2 separate regions of the Homo sapiens genome follow, and region 1 is linked to region 2. A link is an interaction called in ENCODE POLR2A ChIA-PET data of the cell type or tissue named here. Cell type or tissue: Panc1. All regions are shown on one strand.

Region 1 (5,000 bases), 530 kb after region 2:
AAACTATCTTACATATGTATTCCCCCATGTGCACAGACAAACGTAGAAAGAGGTACAGTTGAGGGCTGTTTGAATGGCAAAAGCATGGAAGCAAACTAATTGTTCATAAATAGGGGACTGGCTTGATTTTTGAAAAATGACACATCAAGCCTGAGCAACATGGTGAAACGCTGTCTCTACAAAAAATACAAAAATGAGCTGGGCGTGGTGGCAGGCACCTGTAGTCCCAGCTACTCAGGAGGCTGAGGCAGGAGGATCACTTGAGCTGCAGAGGCAGAGGTTGCAGTGAGTGGAGATCGCACTACTGCACTCCAACCTGGGTGACAGAGTGACACCACATCTCAAAAAAAAAAAAAAGACACATTTGTTTAACAGGAATTCTATGCAGCCCCTCCTACAAAATAAAGTAGTACTGTTGTAGAATAAGCTCCAAGATTTATCACATATAATTATAATTATGACTGTGGCTGCAAATAACAATGTAGCCTTCTATAGTGCAAATAACAATGCAAATTACATTGCAAATAACAATGTAGCCTTCTATAGTGGCTTAAACAGACAAGGGTTAATCTGTCTCAAGCAATAAGTAGCAATAAGGGCAGGCACATCTGAGTCTTGTATGGGGCATTGGTGTGTTGTCAGGAATGCAGACTCTTTTTCTTTTTAAAATTTCAAAAGCCTTAAGAAGGTCACAGTGGCACATGCCTGTAGTCCCAGCTACTCAGAAGGCTGAGGCAGGAGGATCGCTTGAGCCCAGGAGTTCCAGGCTGTAATGAGCCATGATCATGCCTGTGAATAGCCACTGCACTCCAGCCTGGGCAACATAGCAAGACCTCATTTCTAAAACAACTTTTTTTAAAATTTAAAAACTTTTTGCCTCATTTCACCAGATCCCTGGCTTGGGGAGCCTTCCTTCCCCATGGTGGGACACCTGGCTTTGGATTTCACCTTCTTGCCCCTTCCAGGTGGTGGAGGTAATGGGTCAGCGGGGCGGGAGCTGGACTTGGCTAAGCTTCCAAGGCAGGAATTGGGCCGGGTGTTGGGCCAGGCTCTGAGATGTGGGGGTTTCTCCCGTGCCCCCCACTGCATGAGTTCCGTGGGCAGATGGTATACTCTGGGTCTCCGGTTGCAGTGGGGCTAGTGCCCCAAGGTGGCTTGAAGACCTCTCAGCCTGAGGGCGAGGCAGGAGCCTGGGTGGAGAGCAACTGTGAGGGGCCTCCCTGGAGCCTTGCACTGCCCCAGCTGGTGCCATGAAGCTAGAGAAGGAGAAGCTGGAGCAAAACCTCAACGAGTCCCAGGACATCAAAGCTCTGTAATTTGCCAAGCTCCTGAAGCAGAAGAGGATCACCCTGGGATATATCCAGGCCCGTGTGGGGCTCACCCTGGGGGCTCTTTTTTTAAATGTTTATTTATTTGTTTATTTATTTTTGAGACAGGGTCTCACTCTGTTGCCCAGGCTGGAGTGCAGTGGCGTGACCTTCGCTCACCACAACCTCTTGTTGTGCCCAGGGGTGTTAGAGAGAACGCCACACTTTGAGACGATTTAAGAGTCCTTTATTAAGCCGGCGGCCAAAGAGACGGCTAACGCTCAAAATTCTCTTGGCCCCGAGGAAGGGGGTTGATTAACTTTTATACCTAGGTTTAGGAAGGGGAGGGGAACTCAAATGCAATAATTCTACAGAAGTAAAAACATGCAAGAATAAAAAAAAAATGGTTACAAAGAGATAAACAATTTAAAAGACAAATGGTTACAAGAAGAGCAACGGTACCAGGTGCAAGGCTTTAAACCTTTATTATAATTAGATATAGGGGGTATGCCGGACAGGAACTCAAGGCTTTATGTTGTTATCTCTTTGAGAAAAATCCTGGGAACTTCATACATTGTTGGTGCTAGTACCTTATCAGTTAATTGGGCTACTTTGAAATGCTGAGGATCTGCTTACACAGGTTAACTCCTTGCGGAAGGGGGTTGGGTAAGGAGCCCTTAGTATCTTGTAAATTAAGGGGTCAATTGGAGTTTGTCTGGCTTTCCCAGCTAGAGAGAGTCTTATTTACATGAGAAGCAAGGCTAGGTGATTAAAGAGACAAGCAGGATAAAATTCAAAGTAACGAGTTAGAGTAAAAACAAGGTTAGGCGTTTCACTCTGCCTCCTGGGTTCAAGCGATTCTCGTGCCTCAGCCTCCCAAGTAGCTGGGATTACATGCATGTGCCACTATGCCCAGCTAATTTTTGTATTTTTAGTAGAGACGGGGTTTCTCCATGTTACAGGCCAGGCTGGTCTTGAACTTCTGACTTCCCACCTTGGCCTCCCAAAGTGCTAGGATTACAGAAGTGAGTCACCATGCCCAGCCTCTGGGGGGTTCTATTTGGGAAGGTGTTCAGCCAAATGACCATCAGCTGCTTTGAGGCTCTGCAGCTCAGTTTCAAGAACATGTGTAAGCTGCCTCCCTTGCTGCAGAAGTGGGTGGAGGAAGCAGCCAACAATGAAGAGCTTCAGGAGATATGCAAAGCAGAGACCCTCAGGCAGGCCGAAAGAACAAGAACCCGGGCCAGTCGCGGTGGCTCACACCTGTAATCCCAGCACTTTGGGAGGCCGAGGCGGGAGGATCACGAAGTCAGGAGATCGAGACCATCCTGGCTGACAAAGTGAAACCCTGTCTCTACTAAAAATACAAAAAAAAATTAGCCGGGTGTGGTCACGGGCACCTGTAGTCCCAGCTACTCAGGAGGCTGAGGCGGGAGAATTGCCTGAACCCGGAAGGCGGAGCTTGCAGTGAGCAGAGATCGCGCCACTGCACTCCAGCCTGGGCGACAGAGCGAGACTCCATCTCAAAAAAAAAAAAAAAAAAAAAAAGAAGAAGAACCGAGTGAGAGGCAAGCTGGAGAACTTGTTCCTGCAGTGCCTGAAACCCACACTACAGCAGATTAGCCACATTGCCCAGCAGATCAGCCACATCAGCCAGTGCGCCCACAAACCCACACTGCAGCAGATCTCCAGGTTGGGCTGGAGAGGATGTGGCCCCAGTGTGGTTCTGTAACTGGCGCCAGAAGGGTAAGTGATGAAGCAATGACTATGCACTACGAGAGGATTTTCAGGCTGCTGGGTCTCCCTTATCAGGGGGCCAGTGTTCTTTCCTCCGGCCCCAGGGCCCCATTTTGATACCCCAGGCTATGGGAGCCCCCACTTCACTATGCTGCGAGGGGAAGCCTTTACCCCGTCTCTGTTGCCACTTGGCCCTGCCATGAATTGAAACTGAGGTGCCTGCCCTTCTAGGAATGGGGGACAGAGGAAGGGAAGAAGCTAGGGGAGGAGAACCTGGAGTTTGTGCCAGGGCTTTTGGGCTTAAGTTCCTCATTCACTAAGGAAGGAATTGGGCACACAAAGGGTGGGGGCAGGGGATTTTGGGACAACTGGTTGGAGGGAAGGTGAAGTTCAATGATGCTTTTGCTTTTAATCCCTACATCATGTATCACTTTGTTCTTAAAGAAACCTGGGACACAGTAAAAAATAAATAAAATAAGGCCGGGCGTGGTGGCTCACGCCTGTAATCCCAGCACTGTGGGAGGCCGAAATGGGCAGATCACGAGGTCAAAAGATTGAGATCATTCTGGCCAATATGGTGAAATCCCATCTCTACTAAAAATACAAAAATTAGCTGGGCGTGGTGCCACGTGCCTGTAGTCCCAGCTACTCAGGAGGCTGCGACAGGAGAATCACTTGAACCCAGGAAGCAGAGGTTGAGTGAGCCAAGATTGTGCCACTGCACTCCAGCGCGGTGGCTCATGCCTGTAATCCCAGCACTTTGGGAGGCCAAGGTGGGAAGATCACCTGAGGCCAGGAGTTCAAGACCAGCCTGGCCAACATGGTGAAACCCTATCTCTACAAAAAATACAAAATATTGGCCGAGTATAATGGTGCAAGCCTGTAGGCCCAGCTACTAAGGAGGCTGAGGCAGGAGAATTGCTTGAACCTGGGAGGCGGAGGTTGCGGTGAGCCGAGATCACGCCATTGCACTCCAGCCTGGGCAACAAGAGCTAGACTCTGTCTCAAAAAAAAAAAAAAAAAAAAAAAAAATGTGATGCCCTGTTAGAAGCCAGAGACCACTATGCTGCCTTAGGTGGGGTGAATAGGCCCACGTCAGAAATGGAGCAGGTCAAAACTCCTGTGCTGATCAGTAGTGGGATAGTGCCTATGAATCACCACTGCACTCCAGCCTGGGCAACATAGTGAGATTCTGTCTCAAAACAAAAGTTAGCTAGCTGGGCACAGTGGCTTATGCCTATAATCCCAGCATTTTGGGAGGCTGAGGCAGGAGGATCACTTGAGCCTAGGAGTTTGAGACCAACCTGGGCAACATGGTGAAACCCCATCTCTACAAAAAATACAAAAATTAGCTGGGCACAGTGGCTCACGCCTGTAATCCCAGCACTTTGGGAAGCCGAGGTGGGCGGATCACTTGAGGTCAGGAGTTCGAGACTAGCTTGGCAAACGTGGTGAAACCTCCTCTCTACTAAAAATACAAAAATTAGCTGGACGTGGTGGCATGTGTCTGTAATCCCAGCTACTCAGGAGGCTGAGGCAGGAGAATCGCTTGAACCTGGGAGGCGGAGGTTGCAGTGAGCTTAGATCACACCACTGCATCCAGCCTTGGCGACAGAGCAAGACTCTGTCTCAAAAACAAACAAACAAACAACAAAAACAACTATATATATATATATATAGATATATATGTAGCTGGGTGTGGTGGCATGCACCTGTAGTCCCAGCTACTGGGGAGGCTGAGGTGGGAGGATCTTGTGAGCCTGGAAGCTGGAGGTTGCAATGAGTGCCCCTGCACTCCAGCCTGGGTGACAGAGCGAGACCTTGTCTCAAAAAAAAAAAAAAAAAAAAAGTGGGCTAAAGACCTTAATAGACACCTTAGCAAAGAAGGTCTACAGACAGCAAATCAAGCAGAAGAAAGATCCTTCCTATCATCTATCATCAGGGGAATGCAAATTA
Region 2 (5,000 bases):
AAGCGAAATGAAGGGATAAGAATTCAACTAGAGACTTAAAAAGGAAATAAATTCTGAGCATGAGCTACAACATGGGTGAACCTTGAGGACATCATGCTAAGTGAATAAGCCAGTCACAAAAGGAAAATACTGTATGGTTCTACTTACATGAGGGCCCTAGAGTAGTCAAATTCATAAAGACAGAAGGCAGAATGACAGTTGCTAGGGGGTGGGGGAAGGGAAAATGGGGAGTTAGTGTTTCATGGGGACAGAGTTTCAGTTGAGGAAGACAAAAAAGTTCTGAGATGGATGGTGGTGACGGTTGCCCAACAATGTGAATGTACTTAGTGCCACCGGACTCTTCACTTAAAGTGGTAAATTTTATGTTATGTGTATATATATATACACACACACACACACATATATATATATACGTATATATATGTATATGTATGTGTGTGTGTATATATATATATATATATATATATATATTTTTTTTTTTTTTTTTTGAGATGGAGTCTCACTCTGTCGCCCAGGCTGGAGTGCATTGGCGCCATCTCTGCTCACTGCAAGCTCCGCCTCGCGGGTTCACGCCATTCTCCTGCCTCAGCCTCTCCGAGTAGCTGGGACTACAGGTGCCTGCCACCACGCCCGGCTAATTTTTTTGTATTTTCAGTAGAGACGGGGTTTCACCTTGGTCTCGATCTCCTGACCTCGTGATCCGCCCACCTCAGCCTCCTAAAGTGCTGGGATTACAAGCGTGAGCCACCGCGCCCGGCCATTATGTATATTTTACCACAATAAAACATTCAGATAGAGAATCCACTCCAAAGCTGCAGAAGGCCTTGGCTTGTAAAACAGAAATCTGCTAGCCAAGCATGGTGGTATATACCTGTAGTCCTAGCCACTTGGGAAGCTGAGATGGGAGAATCGCTTGAACCCAAGAGTTCAAGGTTTCAGTGAGCTAGGATTGTGCCACTGCACTCCAGCCTGGGCAACAGAGGGAGACCCTGTCTCTAAAACAGCAACAACAAAAACAACCAGAAATCTGTTTAGTCTTCCTTTAATGAACACTGACCCTTTTAAAAAAATCAACTTAAAATGTAGTGAGGTGGGCAGGGCACAGTGGCTCACGTCTGTAATCCTAGCACTTAGGGAGGCTCAGGCTGGGGGATCACTTGAGGTTAGGAGTTTAAGACAAGCCTGGCCAACATGGTGAAACCCCTTCTTTACAAAAACACAAAAATTAGTTGGGCATGGTGGTACATGCCTGTAGTCCCAGCTACTCAGGAGGCTGAGGCAGGAGAATTGCTTGAACCCAGGAGGTGGAGGTTGCAGTGAGCTGAGATCATGCCACTGCACTCCAGCCTGGGCAACAAAGTGAGACTTGGTCTCAAAAAAAAAAAAAAAAAGTGGTGAGGTGGAGACTTAGAAATTAAAAAAAAAAAATCCTTCCAGATTAAAGTTCTAAGTCAGACTCGGTGTCAGATGCAGTGGGCGCAGGGGGTCAGTATCCAGGGCCATCATTCTGCCACGTACACAATGTGGCCAGGCTGATGACAGGCTCAGCCTGCCTTTGTACACTTGTCCCTTTCAATTTAACAAATGGCTGTAAGCACCTACTCTAGGCCAGCACTAGGGAGACAGAAAATACTTGTGACCCAGTCCTGTCCTAGGAGCAGCCATCCTGGTGGGGAAGCCCCCATGTGTTTCTGTAGAACCTTTCAGCCCAGTACATAGCATACCTGATGGAGTGGGGGCGGGGCTCTGCCAGGGCATCTCCTCCTGAGGGTGTGTGGGTCACTGCCTGCAAAGACTGTGACCCAAGGATGCGTGGTTCACCTGGGAGTTGGCAGGAACGGCAAGCACAAGAGTGGTCCAGGCAGAGTATGTGCAGGGCATGAAGGCAGGAAACTCCCAAAAACTCTCCACAGCCCATGTGGCTGCAGGGAGAGGCAAACCTAGACCACAGAGGCCCACATGGCTTTAGCGTGTCCTGGTGTCATAGAATACTCTGCTTGTATGGTAGGCTCTTGTCATTTGTAGGCTGAAGCAGTCTTAGTTTGGCCTGTTCTCTGGTGACCCTGAAGGTCCAGGACAGTGTTACTTGGTCATTCTGCTAAGGCATAGAGTTGGGCTTTTCTTGGCTGAGAGCGGGAGAACTTTGTTGTTGCCATTGTTTGCTTACCTCACTACGTGGCATTCTCCCGTTGGCAGTGTTTGTGTGTTTATGTTTTGGCAAAGCTCTCTCTAAACACAGCCCTGGTAAAGTAAACTCCATAAGGCTGGGCACAGTGGCTCACACCTATCATCCCAGCATTTTGGGAGGCCAAGGTGGGTGGATTGCTTGAAGCCAGGAGTTCGAGACCAGCCTGGGCAACATAGGGAGACCCTATCTTTACAAAAAATACAGAAATTAGCTGGGACTCACACCTGTGGTCCCAGCTACTGGGGAGGCTGAGGTGGGAGGATCATTTGAGCTTGGGAGGCAGAGGTTGCAGTGAGCCGAGATCATGCCACTGCACTCCAGTCTGGGCAACAGAGAGAGACCCTGTGTCAAAAACAACAACAACAACAACAACTCCATAAGCCAGATGATCCTCTGTGTCATCTGCAGTGCCTGGAACATGCCTGTCACACAGTAGGTTCTCAATAAATGTTTGCTGAGTGTACTTTTTTTTTTTGCAACCCTATTAACTGAAGAATGAATTATTGAATCATTTGCCAGAGTTCTACTGCATTTGGTTCTGTATTCTTCTCTATTGGAGTGTAGCCCGTGGGCAGGGACAGTGTCTCTTTAGTAGGAGCCAAGAATTAAATGAATCCTGTTAAATTACCATGTTACTTATAAGCAAATGCAGGTTCAGGGCTGATGCAGAAACAGAATTTTTGCTAATGTGATTTTGGCTATATGTTTTTTACATTCATTTACATACCAAAATTCGGGTAATATCTACTTTTTAATTCTAAATTTATTCAGTTATTTAGTTTATTTACTTAGTTTTTCTAAAGTTTCAACTAATTAAAATTTCCTAGCTTTATTTTATGATTTTGATCAGAATTTGTATATTATTCCTACCTATTCAAACTGTGTATAAAACCGTATAAAACAGCTTTTCACATGAAGAAATATGATGTCTATTTTAATGCCTCTTTTGTTTTTTGTATAATATAGGTACAGGGGGAATGAAACTAATAATTATTCAGTGGCCAGTAAATACTAGGCTTGAGCTGGGCACTTTTACATATGCAATCTCATTTCATTTAAGCCTCACAAAGTCATGTGAAGATGATCTATGTTTTGGAGACAAGAAAACTGAGCTCACAGAGGTTGAAGAACTTGCTCCAAGATAAAGTCCTGATTCAAACCCTGTTCTGACTGTTTTCAAAATGTATGTTTTTTTGGTATTTCTATAGCACTCAGTAATGGTTATTGGACTGTAAGCAACAGAAATTGTGCATTTAAGGTATGAGGACACTCTGGGCACAGTGGCTCCTGCCTGTAGTCCCAACTACTCAGGAGGCTGAGGCAGGAAGATTACCTGACTCCTGGAGTTTAGGGCTGTAGTGAGCCATGACTGTACCACTGCATTCCAGCCTGGGCAACAGAGCAAGATCCCATCTCTAAATAAATTAACAAAAATTTAAATATAAAGCAACTATTATCAATATGTTAAAGGTTACAACAGACATAATGAATGAAAAGATTAGTTATTGCTGGAGAGAAATGGAAACTTAAAAGTAGCCAGGCTGGGCATGGTGGCTCACACCTATAATCCCAGCAGTTTGGGAGGTCAACATAGGAGGATCACTTGAGGCCAGAAGTTCAAAACCAGCCTGGCCAACATGGTGAAACCCCATCTTTATTAATAATACAAAAATTAGCTGGGCATGGTGGCATGCACTTGTAATCCCAGCTACTTGGGAGGCTGAGGCAGGAGAATCACTTGACCCTGGGAGGTGAAGGTTGCAGTGAGCCAACATTGCGCCACCACACTCCAGCCTGGACGACAGAGTGAGACTCCATCTCAAAAAAAAAAAAAAAAGAAAGAAAAGAAATACCTGAGACTGGGTATTTTATTGAGAAAAGAGGTTTAATTTCTCACAGTTCTGTAGGCTGTACAAGCATGGCACCAGCATCTATCTTATCAGCTTCTGGGGAGGCCTCGGGGAGCTTTCACTCATGATGGAAGGTGAAGCAGGAGCAGGCACATCATCACATGGTGAAGGCAGGAGCAAGACAGTGTAGGGGGAAGGTGCCACACGCTTAAACAACCAATCTTATGATAACTCACTCACCATTGCAAGGACAGCACCAAGCCATGAGGGATCTGCCCCATGACCCAAACCCCTCCACCAGGCCCCACCTCCAACATTAGGGATTACATTTCAACATGAGATTTGAGTGGCGACAAATATCCAAACTATATATCATATGCCCTTAGGGAATTGCAAATTAAAACAAAAATGAGATACTATTACACATCTATTAGAATGGCCAAAATCTAAAACACTGACAATATCAAATGCTGACAAGGATGTTGAGCAACAGGAACTCTCATTCATTGCTCAGGGGAAGGGCAAATGGTACAGACACTTTGGAAGACAATTTGGCAGTTTCTTACAAAAATTAAATATACTCCTACCATATGAACCAGCAATTTGCTTTGTGGTTATTTAACCAAATGAACTGAAAATATGTCCACAAAAAACCTGCACACAGATGCTTATACCAGCTTTATTCATGATTGTCAAAACTTGGAAGCCACCAAGATGTCCTTCAGCAGGTGAATGGATAAACTGTAGTACATTCAGACAATGGAATAGCATTCAGCACTAAAAAATGAACTATCAAGACATGAAAAGACATGGAGGACCCATAAACGCGTATCACTAAGTGAAAGATGCCAATCTGAAAAGGCTACATACTGTGTGATTCCAAATACTGTACATAACAGTCTGGAAAAGCAAAAATACGGAGAAGTCCAGGTTGCCAAGGATTAGGAGAGAGTGATGAATAG

What was found. Peaks named below come from ENCODE experiments on the same cell type or tissue, not always from the same donor. Only the 100,000 strongest peaks of a DNase experiment are listed, where the experiment ranks them.
Region 1: POLR2A ChIA-PET joins it to region 2 with 12 read pairs; 2 of 35 experiments call an interaction of 5 or more read pairs at or near these places.

Annotation. Positions count from the first base shown.
Region 1 is chr3:128,672,925-128,677,924 of GRCh38, reverse strand. It overlaps the pseudogene POU5F1P6. Among named protein-coding and RNA genes, the nearest start is that of RPN1, 25 kb to the right of the region's middle. RefSeq lists an enhancer at 2,520-2,589. In Panc1, no CTCF peak of the experiment used is centred here; no DNase peak of the experiment used is centred here.
Region 2 is chr3:129,202,453-129,207,452 of GRCh38, reverse strand. No RefSeq gene overlaps it. Among named protein-coding and RNA genes, the nearest start is that of CNBP, 21 kb to the right of the region's middle. In Panc1, no CTCF peak of the experiment used is centred here; no DNase peak of the experiment used is centred here; H3K27ac peaks cover 978 bases.